Regions from separate parts of the Mus musculus genome. Here region 2 is linked to region 1. The links are chromatin contacts, found by Hi-C or POLR2A ChIA-PET in ENCODE. All regions are on one chromosome and are shown on one strand. Each heading gives the region's core, a stretch centred on a gene start or an enhancer-like site at or near the end of the contact. The rest is flanking DNA. Distances are from core to core; before and after follow the strand shown.

Region 1 (6,849 bases), core at 4,170-6,669:
TTCTCTGATTTTCATATTTTCTTCATGTCTTTGATATTCTGCCTTCTACATACGTGCTGTCAGAGAGTTTCCTCAAGGTGTCAGACCCCTTGGACCTGGAGTTACAGGTAACTGTGAGACCCTGGCCATGGGTGCTAGGAGCCAAACCTAGGTCCCTCGCAGGAGCTGTGTGCTTGTAGTTACTGTTTGAAACTTCTCACTTTCCCTTCTCCTCTTCTTCAGGTCCAAGGGATCTGACACCTTCTGGCCTCCATGGGTAGAGTGCATTTACATGTATATTTAGACATGCAGAAACCCACATGCAAAAACACATATATACACATCATTAAAAATAAAAATACATCTTAAAAATGTTTTCATCTGTATGTTTACCTTCCTCATATGTAATATAATGTTTAATTGTTATCCCCTTAGCATATTAATCAATTATTTAAAATTTCCAGTCTGATCATTCCATAGGCTCTGTTGTATTTGAATCTATTTCTGGTGTTCACACTGTCTTCAGACTGTGTGCTTGGTTATAGCATGCTTTAAGACTTGTTTGGTGGAAAGCCAGGTCTATACGGGTTGGAAGAGCAGGTGTGAGGAGCTGAGGAAGTTGCCTTCAGTGGGGTCTTCCTCTTTGTTCACTGATCTAGAAATTGGTGTTTTAAGGAAAGGTATTTAAAGGTTAATGGAACTGTCATAAAGTGAGTCTTCTACACTCAATGTAACCTACTACATGATTTAGTCTCTAAACAAATCAAATTGAAGATAAGAAAATAATCTATTTTGATTAGGCAAGCTCAAAGGGTTATGAAACAGGAAAGATGTTCAAAGGTTAGGAGGTGAAAGTTTATGCACATAATCTCAATTTCATCTCTCTTTATTAAGATACCTGTCTTAAACTGGGTGTATTGGTGCACACCTTTAGTCCCAGGACTCAGAGACAGAGGCAGGCAGATTTCTGTGAGTTCTAGGCCAACCTGGTCTACAGGTTTTCAGAACAGCCAGGGCTATTGGCAAGACTGTATCTTGAATTTTTTTTTTAAATAAATAAAGATTTCTCCTGGCAACCACCCATCCATCTCAATGCTAGTTTGACACACAAGCGAGCTCACAGTTCAATTCACAGAGGCTTACGCAGGCCAGAATCATGATGCTCTGTTTATAATGATTGTCCTCCAAAGTGCAGAGCCTATGGATTCCAGACATAAAACACACTACTTTTTTTAGCGATGCAGGGGCAAACTGAGTAGAAAGAGCAGCCAATGGGTCCATAAATAGTAAACAAGCAGGGCCTTTAAACCAACACAGGAGACGTATATTTTATGTTAAACAGATAGTCTCACATTCACTCTTAAAAATTAAAATAGGAACGATCTCTGCAGTGTAGATACAGTTACAGTTTATACACTATGAAGGGCCCAGAAATGCCACTCATTCATAAATATAGGACGCTCACTTTATTTTTTTTTTCAAAAGTGAAACACTTATAAAAGCAAAATAAGAGAGAAGCAATTCAGTGTCCACTCGTGGGGAAGCAGCAAACGGGACACAAGAAACCGATAGACATAGTTATTAAAATCCACATCCTTAACAAATGCATGGGGAAAGGGGTTATGAAAATATCGTGTGTGACCTTACATCTGTGAGTAACAGAAGCTATGCTAGGATAAAACATGCTAAAATGGTTCAATTTACACATGAGGGGAAACATTTCAATTTTTATATTTTATGCATTTTCTCCAAATGTCTATGTTCACACAAAATTTTTCTCAATTAAAATGTTACTAGTGAATCTGAGCAATTGCTGTGTACAGTAGCCTGAAACTCATTAGTGGGCAAACAGCGGGCTCCACCATGGTGCTGATTCTGATGGCGCTTAGAGCCTAAGCTTAGGGGTTGCTTTTTATGTTTTGTCCAAGCTAAGAAAACACAAAATCCCAGGAGCCCATTAGAGACTGCTGCCTTGGTTTAAGGTTATTTCCCCTGGCACAGTGTTTGCTGGAGAAGAGCCAGTATAAAGAGTTAATAGTTGGCAGCTTCATTTCCAAATAGAGAGTGCTGAAATTCCAGCTTGAGATTAATCCAACACCATGGGGTCCGTCCTGTGCCCATCACTAAAAAGAGAGATGAGGCATGCCGTGTGTCTGTCCATGAGCCATTCAGGAGGATCGCTTGAGCCCAGGCTTCAAGGCAGGAGGAAGGAAGGGAGACAAGACAGAGAGAAAAAAGGAAAGGGGGAGAATATTAATTAAAGAAAATTTCTTTTTAAGCTACACAGTGGCATTTTCAAGAGGACAAGATTCTTATCTGTACCCTGGCGCCCCCAAATCCATGTGTACCCAAGAAAACTCTTCTGGCAGTTGCAATTCAAACTACAATTTGGAAATGTATTGGCTCCTGAAACGATGCATGCAGGAAAGTATGCTTCAAGCTTGTTTATTCAGTACAATATTAAGGCATCGCCTCTGAGTTCTGTTTCCTTCTGAATCATCTTTATTCTCAGCGACTCAGTTTCCTTTGGTTGTCAAAAAATAAGCCACGGCATGCTCTTGCCCTTCATGCCTCTTTCCTGAGAATCCTCACAAAGTTCCAGGGAGAGCTTTCCTCTGGTCAGGTTTGGACCACCAGCCCATGGCTAAAGTAATTGCTGTACTCTGGATAGATTTCCATCCTGAAGAGACTCTGAGGGGAATTGGGCTCACTGTAAGAGGTGGCATTCTCCTGGGTGCTATAAAAAGGCAGGCAGAGCAAGCCGAGAGGAACAAGCCTGTAAGCAACAATCCTTCATGGCCTCTGCATCAGTTTCTGCCTCTAGCTTCCTGTCTTGTTTTGAGTTCCTGTCGTGACTTTCCTCACTGATAAGACTGTGATGTGGAATTGTAAGATGAAATAAACTCTTTCCACCCCAAGCTGCTTTGGTTACGGTGTTTTATCACTGTAATAAAAAACCCAAGACAACTGATTTCTCCAATAAGGAAAATATTCAAGAGACAATGAAGAGTCAAACTTTCAGTGATTATGCACAATATTTCTGTTTGTTTGTTCTCTGGGACAAGGTCTAACTACATAAAATTAGCTGCCCAGGAATTCTCTATGCAAACCAGGCTGGCCTTAAAATCACAGAGATCCACCAGCCTCTTCCTCTCAAGTGTTGGGATTAAAGATGTTCATCACCATGCTGGTATATTCTTAAGGCAGCCCTCAGTTTCGTTCTCGGGAAGAAAAGCAGCTTTGTTGCCACTCTGATCAACTTGCCCTAGGTAATATAGATTCCTGTTCTAGTTCACACTAGAATTCTACGACTTATATGTCATAGAACACGCCTCAATTTATCTTCTATAGCTCATACTCACACAATGCTTATTAACTCAAGAGTTTAAAATTGGTCACTCTCAGGTCAGATAAGAAAAGATAACCAAGCACACTCCTAAGGTGAACTCTGAGCTAATTTAAACATTGCCACACAGTGCTAGATTTTGACCCTCAGCAGCGGGCTTGCTCAGTACAGGTGATTCTGAGTTGGAGGGTGCAGGGTCCTGATTGGTTTTGTAACAGAGAAGCCTGCTCCTCTTACACTTTCTCAGCTGCAGTCCACCAGCTTCAACCATGAAACCTTCAAAGAGAAAGCTGTGCAGCTTGTTTTGGCTTGCTTCAGTAAGGGCAAAGCAGAGGTGAAGGGTGGGGTGGTCTTGCTTCACCAAGAAGCGCCTCAGATAAGCCTCAACTCACCGGCCATTGTGAAAGCTACAAAGTTGGGGAAGTTAGCTGGACACTCTAGACAGAGGACACAGAATGCCAAAAAAGCCCTGGGATAGCAATGTGCCCAAGTGTTCAGTGAACAGCAAGGAAGCCACTCTGGCTAAAACTCATTACGTGGGCAAATCCTATAAGAAGAGGCACATCCAGAGGCCAAGACTTATAGGCTTATAGAGGATTATATGGGCTTTGAATTTTATTCTCTGGAGAGTTTTGAGAGAGGGACTGACTAATAAAGGTCACCGTACATTCTGAATGTATCAGTGACGCTGAAGGGGAACTAGTCAAACCCACCCAGTTACTTCATGCAGGAAGGATTTCAGGAATAATGAAGGAAGCATGGGGGTGGAGTGGGGCGGATGGTCTCAAAGATCAGAAACTGCTCCAATGAATCTCAGCTGAAACTCATTGCAGTACTGCCCACTTCTGTGCCATTTGGAGACACTGTGACTGTCATCCTCTAGGACTAGGAGCCACCTTGTCCAAGAAATTCCTAGAGGCAGGAATATACTGACTCTCCTTCCACGATAGAAATGCCAGCACCTGCCACACTACTGAGTCCATGGGGAAACAGAAATCTTTAGTGTCCTGGTAGTCTGTCCTTCCTTCCTTCCTTACTTTCTTCCTCTGGCAGAACTTCCTGGGAGGCCAAGGAGGGAGGAGAACCTACTCTGGGCTCCTGAACTACAGAGTGTAAAACGGTAAGTACAGAGCTAAGAAGTAACAGATTCATAGTCGCCAACCAATCAAGCAAGCAGCCTATTAGAGTGCTATTGCTATATATAGTAGATATGTAGTATGGTTTGAACCACTCATTATTGGGCTCAACATATATTTTGAAGATCAAGTCAAAGAGACAGGGAACACTGTAGGAAGTATGAGTTGTTTGCTGAAGAATAATAAAAAGTTCTAATGAAATTAACTATAAGAAGTCCATTATAAGTGTAAATAGAGATTAGCATTTAAATGTGTCCTTGGGAGTCCAAGGAAAGATTGGGTGAGAGCCTTCTCTGCTCTCTACTGGTAGAATTAGATGAGTGACTGCGCGGAGAGAACTTAGTCCCAGACATTTGAATACTTTAATGGGTCAGAAAAGGGAGAAATCCAGAGATGGAAAACCTAGGGAACGCCAAGGAAGGGAAGCGGAAATGTTTCCAGAAGATGGGAAGGACAACACAAAGTGACCGCCGTCGCTGAGCAGCCCCAGATGGGTACGAAAGTCAACCATTGCTAATTAGCCTGGAGAGGAAATTTGGGAAAAAACCTTGGATGGTACGCAGTAGAGAGGATTGAAAATCAGTGTGGGCGATGACAATGCTTGTGTGTGTGTGTGTGTGTGTGTGTGTATACACTGGATTCACCTCCTTCGCGTGCGTCACCCGGCCCGCCCCACCCAGGCCCGCCCTACCCAGGCCCAGCGACTTTGCCTCTGAATCTGAGGCACTGCAGGCGAAGGGAGACTACTTCCGGCCGGGTGAGCACCCTCGGGCCTCAGTTCCTCCTCCTAGAGGACGCTTGGCTCTTTTCTGAAGCCAGAAGGACTTCTTCCGCGTCTTCGCGTGCCAAAAATTGCACCTACACACCCGGCGCCCGGGGACCGCAATCCCGCGGCTAGATTAGAGGTAAGGGGCGGGGCCTCATAGTCACGTGCAGCAGCTCAGCCAATGAGTGCGCACTTTGTCGTTAGCAGGGAAGTGCTGGGGTTTGGCCCACACCCGGGCCGGGTCTAGGCCAGTAGGCGGATAGGACCCAGCAGCGGAAAGTGGCAGTGAGCTGTGGCATCATCCATAGCAGCTCCTTACTGGTACTGTGCTCCCTCACCTGCCTCGCTCCGCGTTCTCCTCAGGCCCGGCCATGGAGCGCCAGGTCCTACGGCTTCGCCAGGCGTTCCGGTCCGGCCGATCTCGGCCGCTGCGCTTCCGATTGCAGCAGCTTGAGGCCCTGCGGAGGATGGTGCAAGAGCGCGAGAAGGAAATCTTAGCAGCCATCGCGGCAGACCTGAGCAAAGTGAGCCTCCACAGGGTGGGAGGGGCCCGATGAGCCACCTTATTCCTTCTCTGTAGCAGGTTGTTTGGTTTTGTTTATCCAGCAGTTAAGAGGAAGCAGAGTACCCTGGACTCTGGACTCTCCAGCCCCGCTTAGAGCCCAAACTGTTGTATTTGCACTCATATTGAAGTGCATACTTTACTTGGCGCCGGCAATTTCTCGTCTGCGAACGCTCTGTATAGCCTTGCCCATTTCTGCTGCGTTCATAGTCTCTTTCCTTACAATGTGCAGTTAACTCTGGATAGGCTGGATCTCAGTAGTTTGTCTGCTTGGTAGGTTTCAGCTATTTCACTCCCTGTCTTTATTTCATGACGTTAAAAGAATGGTTTCTTTTTGTTGACAGTTCTTTTTATTTCCTATAATCTTCAGCACTGAAATTCCCCATATGACTTTGTGTGACATTAATCATATACATGATTGACCTCCAGTATACAGACAATCACCCTGGGGACCTGATAAAATACAAATCCTGACTTAGTCCTCGTGAGACTGTGTCTGAGATTTCTAATGAGGGCCCAGGTGATAACATATGGCCTGTTTAGAAGCAAGCTTTGAGTACCAAGGTTTTAAGTAGTGTTCAAGGTACAACTATGGTCTGTTGTACTCTCTAGTAATATTATTTCTCCCTTTTACTTTCTATCTGTATTCCAGGCATGGTAAGACCTCTATTTTCAGATTTTCAATCAAAGACTGCTTCAAAAAGTGGTAACAGTAGTTGTAGTAGAATCTAGAAACCTTCCTTCAGAGTACTTCTGGTAAAGAGGGGCTGTGGTAATTAGTAAACAAGATAGGATAGTGAATATTAAAACTCTGTGAATCATCCACTCCTCAAACATCAGATAGTTTGTGTATGTTTGTTCATACATAGCGTTCCTGAAGAAAATATATTAAGTCCAGAATTTAAAATCTGGCTCCAAAGTAGAACATATGCAGGTGTGACTCTGGTTATAAACCAGTGCGTTAAGGATGAAGTATCAAGATGCTGCTCAAAAGCAAAGTTGCCACGGTACCTACATCGTGACTTCGGGAGGCTGTTATTAATCGGGAGGTGATGCTGAA
Region 2 (5,949 bases), core at 341-2,840, 34 kb before region 1:
GAAAGAGAAGTTATGGATGGAGTGATTTTGCCTGATATCATCAGGCCAGAGAGTCAGACCGGCCAGCTGGTGGTGGAAGAGAACAGCCAGTGTGCAGTGCCCACCGTTGGGGAGGTCTTGACGGGGAGACAGCTGGTTTTCTATCGTGGGATGGCTCTGACTGTTTCTGTTGCTGTCCTCATAGCAGGGATTGTGGTGCGAGTTTTCAATGACCGTGGCTAAGATAGGACTGTCTCCGGTCTGTGGACTGGTAATACTTGTGTGCCACATCCTGAGCGTGGCTGTGAGCTTGTCATTCTCTCAACTGCCGGTAGAAAGGCTGCCAGTGAGCTTGTCCTTGGTTAAGCTTCTGTATGGCCCTGTGGCCCTGTCGTACTGCAGGTCACGAAAGGAGCAGCTCATGTGCCTAGTGTGTGCAAGGCCCTTGTTTGATGTCATCCTTTGTAGGATGAGGGGAGGGGAGAATGAACAGATAAATGAATAAATGGCTATCCAGATTGTGGGGGGGGGGGGAGGGTGCTGGGGAGGGAACCCCGGGACCTCAGCTCAAGCTAGGCAAGAACTCTTAACACTGAGCACTCCGAGCACTCGCTCCCACCCCCAGAAGCTCTGCTGGTAGGAAAGCTTTTCCCCAATGACTTTATCATGATTTCTCTACTGTGAGTGTGCTTTCCTCTCCCCAGCATCCTCTGCTGCTGCGTTCTTGCCATGAGCGAGCTGACTATCAGGTACCTGTTCTCGCTCTGTCTGGGAACTGTGTCACAGAAGCATTGATAAAATAAAAATCTAAGATCTAAAATGTGTGCTGAGAATATTTGGGAACAGAAGGCTATCATAAAAAGGTAACTTTTAGGTTTTTACCTTTAAACAAAATTTCATGGCAATTTTCTTATTAATTAGAACTGCAATGCATATTTATTTATTTATTTGTTTATCATTGGCTCCCACAATGCTTTGGTTTGGTTTCACTTTCCAGGAAAGCTATTTTTATAGCCTACTCTAGAAAATGTGGTCAAATCTAAGATAGAAGTTTTAAAAAATTATATACTAAGACAACAAAAGAATACCAGGCAGTCCCCAAGTTGCCCAGGGGTGGGGGTGCAAAGCCCACAGTGTTACTTGGCCTCCATGACTACCATTCACCCAGAGTGATCAGCAGATGTGGATTAGAATGGGGTCCTGCATCCCTGGACGCAGGAAGTTTGACTGTGCACACCCCATGCTGCCACCACAGACAAAGACAAAGCTGCAGGACCCCACTCCCGGGGTGAGGGGGTGCGGTCTGAGGTCCCCTGGAAACTGCGGTGTTCAGCTATCTAGTCTCTGGGCCGCATGGAGGCCAGGGACAGGGACGGCAGGTTTTAGCTCTTGGACACCTCAGACACCCCTCAATGTCATGGAAGAGCTGAGAATGGAGTAGGGGCCGCAGGGCTGGCTCTAGCTTGCGCCAAAGGGAAAAGGGCGGGGGGGGGGGCGGGGGCGGGGAAAAGGGCGGGAAAAGGGCGGGAGGCACTCCAGCTGGGTCCCTCTGGGAGGAGAGTCCTTGGCTTGCTCAGCGGGTTGCTTGGCTTGGTGAAAGCTGTGGCTGGGAACACAGGGCCTCCTGCGTGAGATTAGGTGCAGCTCTTTAGAAGAAGACCTGCTCCATTGCTCCGGCTTGGTTGGATCCCCATGAAAAGAGGCAGTCCATGGTTTTAAGGCATTTATTGTCATGGCAGAGAGTTGTGAGGAGTGAAACTGTACCCCCTTTTCTCAAGGCAGGTCTGAGGTTAGGAGAGGGGAGCTAAGAAGGTAGTAGAGGCAGAGAAAGGCAGAAAGAGGGAGAGAGTAGAGAAGTAGAGGCAGGCCATAAACAAATGGAGAGAGGGAGAAGGGAATGCAGAGAGAGGGGGAGCAAGGGGGCAAGAAAGAGAGGCAAGAGAGTAAGAGAGAGAGGAGGGGGCAAGCAGTCCCTTATATAGTAGGCCAGGCCTACCTCGCTGTTATCAGATAACTGTGGGGGTGGAGTCCAGACAGAATACCAGGAGCTTGGGTCATTGCACTATGTTACTGATGGCCCCAGAATCATGGAGGTGGGGCCTCCTGTCGGGAGCCTGGTGTCTGGGGGTGCTACACCTTTCCTTCCTTGCAGGAACACCCGCTGGGTCTCTGGGGTTTAATCCTAGCTCAACCAGAAAACAGGCTGTCTTTCATGGTCCCACAAGTAGATAAAGAAACAACATTTAATTTGTTTAGGAAGCTTCAGCCCATGGTCAGCTGCAGTGTTGTTTTGGGGAGTCTGTGTTGGAGCAGCAAAAGAAGCTCCCTTTATGACCTGGAGCCAAGGGAAAAGAAAGAGGCTGGGCTCACACAGTCCCATTAGTGGATCCCAGTTACTGGACAACCTTCCACTAGGCCCCACCTCTTAAAGGTTTCACGGTCTCCCCTAGCCCTGCACTGGGGAGTAAGCCTTTAACACACAGTTTTCAGCAAATGCTACTGCACCTGCCAGGCAGCCAGCACTCCCTTTTGCTTATTTGATTCTCTCTTGAGGATCAGAAGACAACCCAGGATCATCAGCCCTCTCTGAAAAGCTGATAAAGAAATCCATAATAAACAGTGAGTTTTATGGGGAAATGGCTTACTCCATCAAAGCGACGATAGAAAATATTATAACCACCTTACGGAATAGGATAAAATATTTCGAGGTAAATTTAGACCACTTGTTAGTGTGGCCCTCAGCAGCATTCAGTACAAGTGCAAAGATATAGCCTTGCCAAGTTGCAAAGCATTTCATCACCTACAAAGACACCCCCAGTTTATCAAGATGGTGGTCAAGCCTTTTTCTCCCAACCCCTAGAAAACACTAACTTTTCCTGTGTCTGGATTTACCTCTGAGCTATTCCACCTTTGAAGGAACTATGTCTGACGCTTTGAATCTGTGTGGAGATAATTGGCCTTACCTGTGGGGGTAGAGCGGAGTTACAGGACTCTCCACATTCCAGACATGAAGCTAAAGTGTTCATAGACAGAAACAGTTTTATACAGTGGGACATGGGCTCTCAGGGTATTTGATAGTAAGCCTGGTAGAGTCTTAGACCCATTTGGGTAATTTCATATTAGCCTGAAAAGCTCAACTGATGCCTCCACTAGGGCTCTCCAGCTGGCCTGGAAATGACACAGCATTCACACAGCTCCCGCCCATCTACCCACATGACCCTCACCCGATGCCATCTGGAGGGAAGGGGTGTTGAGATTTGTTCTGTTGCTATGTATATAACCTTACTTCTTAATTTAAAACTATTGGTCAAATAAAGATGCTGACAGGATGTAGTTAGGCAGAAGAGAGGGAGGCAGGGTTTTGGTTGCCAGGTTTAGGATCCGAGACACAGACCATGAGACGAGGAGAGAGGAAAAAGGAAGAAGATGCCGTGGTAGATGGATTGTGGGAACATGGCCATGAGGGCCAGCCAGTCAAAGTAAGAGCAGCTCCGGTGAAACAAGTTATAACTCGGGGTTATTGACAGGGAAGTAGACAAAAATACCATAGAGGGCTGATATCTGCCCAGCTCTAGTGCCGTTAAGGCTCGTTATGAATATAAGAGCTCTCTGTGCCAGGGCCAGGAATGGGAGTGGGTGGGCTGGGGAGCAGGGGGAGAGGGAAGGGGATTTTCGGAGGGGAAACTAGGAAAGGGGATAACATTTAAAATGTAAATAGCCGGGCATGGTGGCACACACCTTTAATCCCAGGACTCAGAAGGCAGAGGAAGGCAGATTTCTGAGTTCAAGGCCAGCCTGGTCTACAGAGTGAGTTCCAGGACAGCCAGGGGTATACAGAGAAACCCTGTCTCAAAGAAAAACAAAAACAAAACAAAACCAAAAACAAACAAACAAAAAAAGTAAATAAAATATCTAGTAAAAAATTTTAAAAAGAGTTCTCTGTCTTTTATTTGGGAACTAAATGATCATAAGCGGGTAGAAACCCCCAATTAATTTTAACCATGACAAAGGAGCCTCTTCAGTGTTCATAAAATGATTACTATTAAGCATGACCCTGATTTTGTACCTAGCTGAAGCCGTCTGCCTTCCAAATCAGTGGCCATGAAGCATCACAATGTCCACCCAGAGGACTACACTGACAGTTGTCTGGTGACATCACCTGCACTAACAGCCATCATGGCTTCCACTCAATGCAGCCTATGGGCTTTTCCACCTGTGCCCCAGTTTCTGAATGACAACTTGGAGGCTTGCTATTTATTAATAAATGCCTCTGCCTCAAACTAGGCTTGTTCTCTGGCCAGCTCATAACTCAGTTAACTATTTACTCTTTTATACAGTGCCACGTGGCTGGTTACCTTTCCTCCATTTCATACATCTGACTTCCTTTGAGTCCTCATGACGAATCTCTCACACCTGGCTGCTTACCAGAATTCCTGGCTGCTTACCAGAATTCATTCTCTCTCTCTCTCTCTCTCTCTCTCTCTCTCTCTCTCTCTCTCTCTCTGTCTGTCTCTCTCTCTCTCTCTCTGCCAGGTGTCCCATCTTCTAATCCTTCCCCAGTTTACTGGCCATCAGTTTTTATTGACAGGTGATGCTTCCACACAGTACACAAGAGATTCTCTCTACAAGCCTAAATGCCCAAAGCCACACTCCTTCATTCTTTGTATAACCCTCAGGAAACCCAACAGGTTCTAAAAAGGGATCCGTGGCACCCTGGAGAATGGTTGCCAACCCTAGTTGCTTTCCTCTCCTCCCAGTGGAAGAACCTACCAAGCTAAGCTTCCAACTTGTGTTTGTTTCCTCAAGTCCAGAGTCAAACTTAGCAATATCATCCACATAGTTTCGCAGATAAAGAGGTGGTGGGATGCTGTGCATGGGCCTGGGGCTGTTTGCATTTTGATGCTAATTCTGCTCTCCTGGGAGGAGTTGCAGACAAGGAGTGAGTCACACACTCAGGTGACTTCTTGTGAACCAATCCCCTAGTGAATAAAGGAGGCAATCACTGGGGGAGTAAGAGGGACTTCCAGGTTATCCTTGTTTCTGAACTAAGTTTGTGCGGTGTTTTTCTTCTCTCAGTTCCAGAGAGAAAGGTACAGCAGCAAAGCATGGGTTTACCTGATGTGCACCTCAAAGGCCGCGGGGGTATTGAAGCACGGGGCTGGCGTGGTAGCAACCCATGAGTGGGAACCTAGTGAGCTGGGTGGAGATTTTGAAGTTCTGAGTCAGAGTCTCCACAAGATAATAGGCCGGCCATTGCCCGCACAAGCATGGAAACGTGCCGGTTCTTTTTTAGTATTTCCCGTTTAGTATTTAGAATCTTCCTCTACTGTTAAGGAACGCTACTGAGGTCAGGTACGTAGCAGAGGAGACCCTGAGAGATCATTGCACAAAGCTGTGAAAGTGAATCCTGGATTGTGTTTGAGATCCCCCAGAGCCATGGCATCTCCACACAGGGAACAGAACTAGTCCAGGATACAGACATGTACTTCAGGTAGCAAAGCTGGAAGGGCTGCTTCATCTAAGCCCTCTGACTACAGATACGGGGCTATAGAACTTGGTTTGCCCTGCTGGGTCTCAGTCTTGCTTTGGCCTAGTGTTTCCTCCCTATACCCAGTCTCCTCCCTTTTGTAATGGTAATTTATATTCTTTATATTGAAAGTGTAGGGTAAAAGGGTCAAGGAAAGAAAACCCTGACCCTGACTTGACCCCAAGGCCCCAGACCAGGAACAAGGGGAAAAAAACAAAACCAAACAAACAAACACCAATCCCTGGGCTTTAAGATCAGGCCACAGAGTCCCTCCAATCCCAGGCTACCCTGGAAATCTCCACTCCCTCAAGAGACCCTATATACAGCCTGTCTTCTGTTCTGTTTCCTGCTGTTTCTGTCTGAGTAGAGGTAGACACTGGGTTTTCCCCCTCCTAATCTTTTGTGTGAGGTTTGATGTGTGATGTGACATTGTAGTATTCCTT

Evidence for each region. A loop is a pair of places that touch in the nucleus more often than their neighbours do. ChIA-PET counts read pairs that join two places held with the same protein, here RNA polymerase II (POLR2A).
Region 2: a map of heart shows a loop between it and region 1 (2.6-fold over the local background). The contact joins the enhancer-like site here to the promoter of Aldh3a2 in region 1. A Hi-C loop is called at or near these places in 3 of 37 maps with a recorded cell type or tissue (all heart). POLR2A ChIA-PET finds 5 or more read pairs at or near these places in 3 of 5 experiments (all embryonic stem cell).

Annotation. Positions count from the first base shown.
Region 1 is chr11:61,265,756-61,272,604 of GRCm38, reverse strand. It overlaps Aldh3a2 (aldehyde dehydrogenase family 3, subfamily A2), which reads left to right and starts at 5,419. Exons shown (of 10, transcript NM_007437.5): 1 at 5,419-5,751. The coding sequence starts at 5,599.
Region 2 is chr11:61,296,477-61,302,425 of GRCm38, reverse strand. Slc47a2 (solute carrier family 47, member 2) reads left to right here. Exons shown (of 17, transcript NM_001033542.2): 17 at 1-795. The coding sequence ends at 222. Among named protein-coding and RNA genes, the nearest start is that of Aldh3a2, 32 kb to the right of the region's middle. Within about 2 kb of position 1,590, at least 1 of the 3 ENCODE cell types and tissues checked has a DNase peak (open chromatin) inside an H3K27ac peak, as active enhancers do; it is heart, where a contact is called at or near this core.